Linked DNA regions of Homo sapiens: region 2 is linked to region 1. The links are chromatin contacts, found by Hi-C in ENCODE. All regions are on one chromosome and are shown on one strand. Each heading gives the region's core, a stretch centred on a gene start or an enhancer-like site at or near the end of the contact. The rest is flanking DNA. Distances are from core to core; before and after follow the strand shown. Region 1 holds the start of LYPLAL1 (lysophospholipase like 1). Region 2 overlaps RAB3GAP2 (RAB3 GTPase activating non-catalytic protein subunit 2).

Region 1 (5,261 bases), core at 273-2,772:
TTGATGGTATTGTTATTAATATAACACCATGATAGCTTAGAGCTGATTTTGGCAACTAATGTTGATAGTAAACAGTTTACTTACCTGTAAGTAGGGTGATTACCTGGAACAAATAAAAGGTAAGTTGTAATTGCTAAAATGTAATGCAGACTACAATGAATGGAAGGCCAGTGTTTAATGGTACTTAAGCTTTTACTGGGTTATTTTGTTGAATTTTACATGAGGCAAGAGCAACCTGCTGGGGCCACTGCCTTCAGTATTAAAAGATACCTATGTTTTGGACTTTATACAGGAAATAATTCCATTTCTTAGTATTTTTAAAATTATGGTAAAATACACATAAAATTTACTAGGTGTATAGTTCACTGGCAGTTATTAACACTGTTGTACAACCATCATCACTGTCCATTTTTAAAAATGTTTCACTATCTAAGCAGAAACTCTTGTACTCATTAAACAACAACCTCCCAACTCCCTCTTCCCTTAGTCCCTGGTAACCTCTAATTTCACTTTCTGTCCCTATGCATTTGCCAATTCTAGATATCTCATGTAAGTGGAATCATACAATTATTTGTCCTTTTGTGTCTGGCTTCACTCGGCATAATGTTTTCAAGGTTCATCCATGTTGTAGCATGTATCCGAATCACATTCTTTTTACAGGCTGAATAATATTCCATTCCAATATGTACATAGCACATTTGGTTTATCTCTCCATCTGTAGATGAACATTTGAGTTGTTTCCACTTTTTGGTACTTGTGAATAATGCTGCTACAGAACACTGAAGTACAAGTATTTGTTTGAGTCCCTGCTTTCATCTCTTTTGGGTATATACCTAGAAGTGGAACTGCTAGTACCTATGCTAAGTCAATGTTTAACTTGTTGAGGAGCCACCAAATTATTTCTATTGCCGCAACATCATTTTACATTCTGATCAGCTATGCACAAGGTTTCTAATTTCTACACATCTTTACTAATACTTATTTTCTGTTTTTTTGATAAGAGCCATTCTAATGGGTATATAAAGCAGAATCTCATTAAATTAGATTTGCTTTGTAAACTATTTATTAAAAATAAGAGACACGAAGAGAACTTATTATTATATGCTTCGCTTACCCTGTATATCAAGAGCTGCAAACATCCTGTGCGAGTCCCAAAGTGAAAGGTAAAATATGGTTCTATTAAATTTTAAACATAGTAACACGAATATTTCTCCAAATAAGGTAATCTTGAGTTTTGGGATTGCATTTAAAATTCCTACAGCAAATGCTCAGGATATAAACATATCCATTAGTCATTACAGAAGTCCACACGAGGCTGACACACGTAGAATACCATTATTAGCAAAACTAAACTCAGTACAGTTACAACTGCCTCAAACTTGACCCCAAAGTATTGAAAGCTCCTCAGAGAGCGGGCCAGCAGCGCTGCGCATGCGCGCTCCCGGGCGTGCTCCCGCGCGTGCCTGCGTATTTGCGTGCGCGGCCCCGCGCGGCAACGCAGGGGCGGAACCGCATGACTGGCAGTGGCATCAGCGATGGCGGCTGCGTCGGGGTCGGTTCTGCAGCGCTGTATCGTGTCGCCGGCAGGGAGGCATAGCGCCTCTCTGATCTTCCTGCATGGCTCAGGTGGATTTCAATTTTACGTCCTGGTTTTCTACAGCTCGGGAAACATCCTCCCCTCGGTTACCCCAGTATTGCCCAAGTGGAGGTGTCGCCGGGCCCAAATAGGGCCCAGTGGGTGGCTCCCCCGTCGCCAGCCCCGGCTGTAGATGCACGGGCAGCGCCACCTGCCCCCAGCCTCCCCCGTTAGTCTTCCTCTTTCTATCGGGCGGTCACTGGTCCACCACCCTCGCTTTGGGGCCTTGTGTCCCGCCGCTCAGCCAGCCCTCCATCCCCACAACACACCTCCCCATTCCTCGCCCCAAGTTTAAACAGAGCAAGTTAGTAAGGTAAGTCTTCTGCTAGAGGGAAATTATTTAGTGTTTTTCATTATCAGCTACTAGTGATTTTTCAGTCGTAATTGCCCATTGCTTTTTCCAGGCTCCCATACTAATGTAGACAATTGAGATTCACAGTTAACTTAGATACTGTTTACAGATTATCTCTTTTCTGTAAGCCACTGTGCCATGGCTGGAGTGCTTTCTCTCACTTTCCTTTTTGCTGCTTCTCTTTCCTTCCTTTCCCTTTCCCGCCTGTGTCATTAAACTTCCAAGATAGACTACAGGGGCAGGACCCCCAGGGACAGGCATCTTCCACTACCTGCCCTTAGTAACGTGTGCTTAATGCTGTATCGTTACTTAACACTCATCTGTAATCACTTTTGTCTGTCTTCCCCACTGGATTGTGAACTTCCCACTGGATTATGAGAGTAAGGGCCCTTGTGTCAACCTTTGCACCCCCAGTGCTTGGCCCAGGGTAAGCTCTCAGGAAATGTTTTTTAAAGAAATGAGATGCAGCCGGTGTCCTCAGGGGGCCTACCTAAAGTTAAAAACAAAAACAATCCAATTAGTTTGAGTCAGCAGTGCATGGAAGATCACAAGACGGTGCATGGTTTCCTGCCAAGTGAATTGTAAGAGAAAAAAATGTGGTTAGGCATTATTAAGGCATTTGGAAGATGAAAAGCTTGTCAGACTTTTCGAAGAAAGTGGTCTTTGAGCCGAGACGGGTAGGCTTAAATGGGACGGTGATTGGAAGGGAATTGGAAAGGTACTGGGCAGAGACCTGGAAAAGGGCAATTGTGGGAGGTATTCTCTTTATTTTGAAAATGAGGCCAGACAGGTTCAGCAGCTTGGCCAAGGTCTCTTAGCTGTTACTGTGAGTAGTGGCGGATTTGGGATTAGAACCCAAAGCTCTCCGACCTCAAACTCAGGGCTTTGGTGGGGTAAGGTGAAAAAGTTTGAACTAGGATATATTGTTTTGGAGATAGGGAAGAAGAGGTCCAATAGTGTTTAAAGGGAAAGACGGCATATATTTAGAAGGTGACGTGTGTAAGATGACAGCGGTACTTAATAACTAGGAGACTGGTAGTACTATTTAGGGCTCCAAGAGTGTTCATTTATAAGTACCCAGAAATTCCCCAACACTGTACCCTTTCTCATAATCAATTCTCATTATCTTTAGGAAGAACTCCTAGACTATGTTCTTTTTTCCCCTGGACCTCTTTGCTTAAAATAATTATCCTTTTTTTGAATTTCAGATTACATTTTTATAACCTGTAAGGGTATGTCTCTAAAATTCAGAGTCATGTATGTATGTATTTTTTCCTTTGTACTTTGAACCAAGAATTTATTCAAAGAATTCTGCCAAGTATGCGAGTATAATGTGATTCCTATATATTTAAATCTCCACTGAAGTAAATAAAACCTTATTGGGAGTAGGTCTTTATCATCTTTATCGTTGGGAGTAGGTCTTTATCATCCAGTAGGTCTTTAGCAGCTAGTGATTTTACATTCAACTTTAATGTATGTGGTTATGTTATAGGAGATGTTTGGTTTCTGCTTAACTAGAATATGGGCAAACCAATTCTGTTTTATCACACTCAGTTTTGCCATACTGTTAACCAGTTTTAACACTTTTACTATGGAATAAAGTACTAGCTTTTTAAAAAGTGGACATTGGGAATGGATAGATGTTGTTTTGCAGCTGCATTCTTACTCTTCGAGGCTGAAAAAATGTTGTTAAAGACAGATTTTGTGTTTTCAAATAAAAAACCTTAAAAGCTTGAGATTTTCTTCTAGGAGATAGCAGCCATAGAAGAACATATGGGAGTGTAAATTATATGTAGCCAACTTAATTTGAGCCTTTTCTATTAATAAAGTACTAAAGACGGACCTTCTTTTAAGATGATAAAAATAAATGATAGGTTAATGAGTTTTGTTCAGTCTCTCAGATCAGATTAATTCACTCTTATTTGCTCCCATAGGACACTGGTTCTTCTTTCAGTGGTAGTCATCATACTTGTAATTATGTAATGTAATGTCTGTATTCCACACTAAGCTAGTAGGTCCACAAAGCCCAAACCATGTGTCTTGTTTATGGCTTTCTTCTTGTGTGGTAAGGCTCAGCAAGTTGACTGAGTAGCTTCTTGGTAAAGTCACCAGTAAGCTCAGGCTCTATGTCGCTCAATGTAATGGACATTTTCAGTCGTCCTCTTACGTGAACTGTCATCTGCATTCAGCTTTCTTCTCAAAAAACTCTCCTGGTTCTTTTTCTGTCTTGATTTGCTCCTTCTGGTTTCTTTTGCAGACTCATCCTCCTCTACCTGGCCATTAATGATGGGGTTTCTCTAAATTTGGTCCAAGGTCTTTTCACTCTACATTTTTCTCCCTAGGCTAATCACAGAAGTCTCCTAGAGATACCCATTTGTGTCACTGGTGTATAGGTAAAAATAGAACCTTTGAATTTCTGTGGAGATTCATAGATTCTATTTTTGAGCTCTAGACAAGTTCATCTAACTGCCTGATAGACATTCATTCATGAATCCATTCATTCAAGAAATATATCACAGCCTCCATGTGTAAGGCACTGTTCTGTGCTCTGATCATACAGCAATGAAAAAAACAAATCACTGCTCTCATGGAGCTTATGTTCTAATGAAGTAAATAAATACTATAGTAGAAGGTAGTAAGTTTTATGGAAACAAGGAAAGCAGGATAAGGGGATTCTTCCATGGATGAGAAGTTGGAACAGTGTTACAATTTTAAATAAAGTAGTCAGGTTATGCCTCACTGCAAAGATGACAGAAGATGAAACTTCACAGCTAGACTTAGACTTGGCTTTAAAGCCAAGTCGGAGGCTCCAGGGTAGGGTCCTTGACATGTTCAAGGAACAGCAGTAAGGCTAGTGTGTCTGGAGTGAGAAGAATAGGAAGGGATATCCAAGAGGGTACTGGCATCCAGGTAGTGTAGGGCAGGGGTTGGCAAACTTTCTGCAAAAAGTCAGGTAAGCATTTTAGCTTTTGTGGGCCATGTAAGGTCTCTTCCCCATAGTTTTCCCTTCTCTCTCTTTTTGAGAAAGGAGTCTTTAATAATGTAAAACTCATTCTTAGCTTATCCTCCTTAAGGACCCTAGGCTGGATTTTGTCCTCCCCTCTAGCTGTCCATAGTTGCTCAATCAACCCATGGTATAAGACCTTGTATGCATTACAAAGAGGCACCTCACACTCAACCTGTGTATGCCTGTTGCTTATGTTTCCTGTCTAGGCAGGTGTCTAGTATTGTTCACCCAGTTACTCCGGCCAAAAGCCTGTTAGTCATCCATGA
Region 2 (5,471 bases), core at 40-2,539, 1.0 Mb after region 1:
GTGCACATGTACCCTAGAACTTAAAGTATAATTTAAAAAAAAAAAAGAACGATGCTAACTTGTCACAAAATGCAATGGTGTTGTGCTCTTAATACAAGCTCCACAAGCTCTTTGGATCCACAACCACACGGGGGAGCAGCTGTATACCTATTCCAACTGCAAGCTCCTGGTCACATGTAATTCTAAAGTAACTTCTTTGTGACTAAGGCACAGTATTCAACATATCAGATTCAATACAAGGACAAAAAGCCTCTAATGACAATAACCCAAACCAAATAATATCCTTAAAATTATAAAGAGGTAAAAATGTATTGTTTTAAGCTTAGCTATAATATTTTGCCCCCAGCCAGAGTAAATTTTACCATATTATGAAGCAAATTCAAAACAGAAAACTGCTGGAGGTGTGGATGGGAGAAATCCTCAGGTAAATCAAATTTCTTTTAATAAATCTACAAATTAAGAAACTGTAGTACTAAGTGCAAGACAATGTAAGCAAAGATCCTAGAACTGCTTGTCTGTACAGATCAACAATCTCCTTCTTACACATGTCATAATCCTCTTGAAGCCAACTGACAGGATGATTCAATCTTAACAGAAACAGAAGGAACTACAGGGATCATTTGAGTGAAATTCCTCCTTTTCCAGAAAAGAAATCAAGCTCTAAAAAGAATAAGTGGATTTTCACTAACCATGCCAATACTATAGATAATACATTTAAAGCAACATACATTCACACAGTCCCTGGACAATTTACAGAGGAACTCTGGTCCTTCACTTCTAAAATCAGGGGTCTGAGGAAGAATGAGGAAATGGCCTGTGGGTCAGAATCCATGAGAAAGACTAGACCCTCGATGTTCTCATATCTCTCTCTCTCTGCTTTAATGTATCCTGTACAACACTGCCACAGTATTGCTCCAGAAGGGCTGCAGAAATACAAACCAAGAATAAAGAGTGTGAGTCCATCTGAAGTGACTCCAGTGCCAGATTTTTCAGGGAAGTCTCAAGTCTAAGCACAAATAACTTGATGAAAATATTGGTATAGTGGAGATTAGGAAATGCCCTCTCTAGGCTGGATCACAATGAGCTAGTATTAGGTTTTACAACAAAATATGATTTCCAGCGCCAGTTCCAGAAAGCTCAGGCAAGAAATAGGGCTGTAAACAACAATGCTCTGGGAAGCCTAATAGAGCATCAGCACACATTCAGTGGCTGACAAGATGCAAGCTCATCATTTTGTTTTGTGTCATAAGGGCATTTGCCTACTAATTAGCGTTTTGGAAAACTTCCCCAATAATGGGGCCCACAGTCTCTAACACTGCCCCTTTGAAGCTAGTGATCCAAAAATAATATCATTTGACAAGGTAATTTCCCAAGCCACGCCTGAAATGTAAAACAAAAAAAGCACCTCACTGCTTAAAGGTGCTCCACCAGGGACCTTGGGTTTTCCACCAAAACTTGCCTCCCCCACCCTGTTACTAAAGTTGACACTGAATTTGCCTGCAGTCTCCCCCATCATCGTCGTTGTGGTGGCTGCGCTAAGCTCCATGGCTCTGAGAGCCAGCCCGTCCCTTCCCTGCCACTGTGAAGTGGGTGTTCAGAGAGTCTCGCTCCTGGAACGCAGGTGAGTGGAGTCCCCGAAGATCCGCACAAAATAGCCCAGCCAGTTCCAGCAATTATGAAAAAGTCCAGGCTCTCAGACCGCTGACCCTGATAAGTAGAAGTCCTTGGTGCCACCTGGTATTCCAGTGGCTCAGTCCATGTGCATCATCACGAGTAGGATCCAGCTTGCTGCTGAAAAGGCCTCTGTCCCGTTTGTGGATAAGACAGTGCAGCCCAACCATGGGACAGCTTTAGGAGGCAAAAGCTGAAGATGGATTTTTTGTACCTGGCTGATATGGTTTGGCTGTGTCCCCACTCAAATTTCATTTTGAATTGTAATTCCCACAATTCCCACGTGTTGTGGGAAGAAGCCGGTGGGAGGTAACTGAATTATGGAGGTGGGTCTCTCCTGCCCTGTTCTGATAGTGAATGAGTCTCACAAGTTCCGATGGTTTTAAAAAGGGGAGTTTCCCTGCACAAGCTCTCTTCTCTTGTCTGTCGCCATGTGAGACATGGCTTTCACCTTCCACCATGATTGTGAGGCCTCCCCAGCCACGTGGAAGTGTAAGTCCAATAAACCTCTTTCTTTTGTAAATTGCCCAGTCTCAGGTATGTCTTTATCAGCAGCATGAAAATGGACTAACACACTGGCCTACGTGGAGAGAGCACCCTGGCTTCTTCTGAGGGCTGCTGCTGGGCTAGGTGCACCATTACCACTTGAGTATCTTGAAAATAGCTGGCAGTTTTCAGTTATTATACCACAACCGCTTCTCACAGACATATTAGTGCATCTGAGACTGGGTTTATTTCTTCATATACTGGAAACTTTTGTTTTCTTAGAATAGAAAATTATCATACAGGGTTTTATTTCGAGTTTTTCTTTTTATGCACTGTCCTCATGGCTATATTCTCCAGGGAACTTGTTCTTTTGGAAATCATATTTAATGAAGATATTTCCATATTGAAGTGAGGTGGGTGTGGTGTTAAAGTAAAAAGGAAGGAGATGAAATATTTATTCTGCATTACGTTTGAAGTGTTAGATGGCTAAGTATTAAAAGCAACCAAATTAAATCCCCCAAATTAAAGCAATCAGAACACCTGCTTCACTAGATTTTGCCAGCTGCCAATCATGTTGGACTGAGCTAATCTGTTCCTCTTTCTGACACTACTATGGTAAATAACAATAAAACTTGCTTTTATAAAGGCAAAAATGAATGAATGAATGAATGCACCTATAAAACATAATCCTAGTTGTTGAGGGGAGGGAATCTATAATTATATTTTAGTATGGCCTAAACTTCAAGAATTTTTTTTGAATTAAGACCAGTAAAAAAGTTTTCTTAATCTACAAAAATACAGAAGCCACTAATGTGCATTATGGAAAGGAATTCTTTCTAAACAACGCAATATGGGATAGAGCATATACTTTAAAAATTTTCTTTCTTTTGATTTTAAGCACACAATGCAGGCAGACAATAAAATTGTAGTAATTAAATCAGTCTTTCAACTATAGCTGGCATTATAGGGACTGGTAATTACTGGGTAAACACAGTGGCCAGTGTTTTTTGGTTTTTCAGCTATTGTAGTACTTACGTAGTCACTGAAGTAGCCAGGAGTGGTTTTTCAAAGCTTTCAACTTTAGTACGATAAGTCCATCATTTGCAATTTATGTTGTTACTGTCATTTTGCTAACTTTCACAGATATTTACACATTTTAGTGGTACCAGTAAGATCCAGTGTAATCTAAGGGCTGTCAGCACATTCTCTGTAATTCTCAGCAGCTTTCTGCCTAAGCCATAGAAATAAAATATTCATCTATACTTTTAAAGCAAGACACATAGTGCTTCAGCAATTTTGAAACACAAAAAGAAAGTAAACATCACTATATTACTAGTTACTAAGGATTTTTTCTTTTTTTTTCTATTCTGCTACTAACTATAAAATGCTCAATATTTTTCAAACTTTCTTTTTTTAGATAGCAGAACTTTGTACTCCCAAACAAAATTTTTTACAAAAATTCAATATATGAAATAGATAAAAGCACAAATGAGGAAGCTACACAGCACCTCTGTAGAACCCTAGAGCTCTCTCACACATAGCATGAAAAGTACTAGTCTAGGCCACATTTCAGATCAGAGACTAAAATTCTCAAATGAAAGATCCTGAGATCTTTTCAACATAAGGAAAGACATGAACTCTTTCTAAATTTGATTTGAAGGGGCCCAAAGGAATTCTCACAAATAAATTAATCACAAAAAAACTATAACTTCAATCTCAATTTTAAAAATTACCTTTCTTTCTAGCATTAGAGGAACTTAACTCTAACTCAGTAACTCTTATTTACTTCAACTGTCAATTCAAGTAGGATTAATTCTGCCATTTATTCTTCAATTGTATATATAATATGATCTCATTTTCATAAAATGTTCTTTGTGCCCATTCATCTGCCCACTCAACCTTCTATTCATATAGTGCCAAAGAAAAACCCCCAAAAACCCCTTTATTTGTGTAGAGCCATGCAGAACCCCTGAAAGTTAATAATGATGATCATTTTTAGATGTTAGGGATGGGTTATTTTATTATTTTTATTTTTCTGTAATACTTGAATTTTCTATAATAAACATGTGTCAAATGTATTTTATTACTCATACAAAATTCATTTCATAAACAATTACAATGGAACTCCAAAACTAAATGTATACTTCTCTATTGCCTGAACAACTGTTTATTTGCTTTGTTTTGTTTTTGTTTTTTTGAGTCAGCGTCTCGCTCTGACGCCCAGGCTGGAGTGCAGTGCAATGGTGCAATCACAGCTCACTGCAGCCTCTACCTCCTGGGCTCAAGCAATCCTCCCACCTCAGCCCCTGAGTAGGTGGGACTATAGGCAGGCACATGTCACTTTGTCTGACCACAACTGTTTAATACTACATACTAAATCTAGGTGTCATGGAGTAAAAGAAAGTGACAAAAAAATTCCTGCTCAGAAACTATCATCTAGTTGGATAAACAATACTAGTAAATAAGAAATAACTCTCACTCAATATAAATCAGAATAGATTTAATAGCTAAAGTAAGTGCAATGAACCTTAAACTGCTATTGGAGTTTAGAAAAAAAATAAGATAATGGTATGCGTTCCCCAAAAGAATTATAAGTGAAAAACATATGAAAGAATGACAAACTTTACCCATTAATTTAAAATATAGATTAAAACACTGAAATGGCATTTTACGTTGATCTGGTTTAGCAAAGACTAAAGTATGATAACATACTAGGAGTCAACAATTTCAAATACCTGAGAACAGCAAGAGAAAAGCGCATTCATCTCTCACAGTCTTGTTTCCCAATACAATATTTGTTAAAAACATGGGTGGAGAGAAATATTTCACTTAAAAAAAAAAAACAATAGCACACAGCCAATGATAATAAGCAACTGGCTCAGAGCTGTTTTTATTTCTGTAAACAACAAGTAAAGAAAGGTACTCTCATACACTGCTATTTGGAATACAAATTGGCTAGCCCTTTAGAAGCACCATGCAACAATTTCTGTCAAAATGTAAAATCCAGCCTGGGCAACATGGTAAGACCCCATCTGTAAAAAAAAAAAAACTGAAAAATTAGAGGCCTGGGAGGTCGAGGCTGAAGTGAGCCATGATCGTGCCACTGCACTCCAACCTGGGTGACAAAGCAAGACCCTATCTCAAAAAAAAAAAAAAAAAAAAAAGAGGAAAATGTATATATCTTTTGAATTTATTCTGATGGAATAAGGCTAGCTAACATTTATTGAGCACTTACTATGCTCCAGGTACTATTCTAAGCATATATCATTTAATCCTCATGGCAATACTATGAGTTTGGTATTGTTATCAATATC

The links. A loop is a pair of places that touch in the nucleus more often than their neighbours do. Pooled maps may share reads with other maps.
Region 2: a pooled map shows a loop between it and region 1 (4-fold over the local background). The contact joins the enhancer-like site here to the promoter of LYPLAL1 in region 1. A Hi-C loop is called at or near these places in 2 of 37 single-sample maps with no recorded cell type and 3 of 50 pooled maps.

Annotation. Positions count from the first base shown.
Region 1 is chr1:219,172,356-219,177,616 of GRCh38, forward strand. It overlaps LYPLAL1 (lysophospholipase like 1), which reads left to right and starts at 1,523. Exons shown (of 5, transcript NM_138794.5): 1 at 1,523-1,626. The coding sequence starts at 1,536. LYPLAL1-DT (LYPLAL1 divergent transcript) reads right to left here and starts at 1,433. Exons shown (of 5, transcript NR_038845.1): 1 at 1,115-1,433. RefSeq lists enhancers at 1,354-1,403, 1,484-1,813, 5,208-5,261.
Region 2 is chr1:220,218,707-220,224,177 of GRCh38, forward strand. The region is part of intron 2 of RAB3GAP2 (RAB3 GTPase activating non-catalytic protein subunit 2); the gene reads right to left. Among named protein-coding and RNA genes, the nearest start is that of SNORA36B, 21 kb to the left of the region's middle. RefSeq lists a silencer at 1,165-1,244 and enhancers at 1,395-1,444, 1,805-1,874. Within about 2 kb of position 1,290, at least 2 of the 41 ENCODE cell types and tissues checked have a DNase peak (open chromatin) inside an H3K27ac peak, as active enhancers do.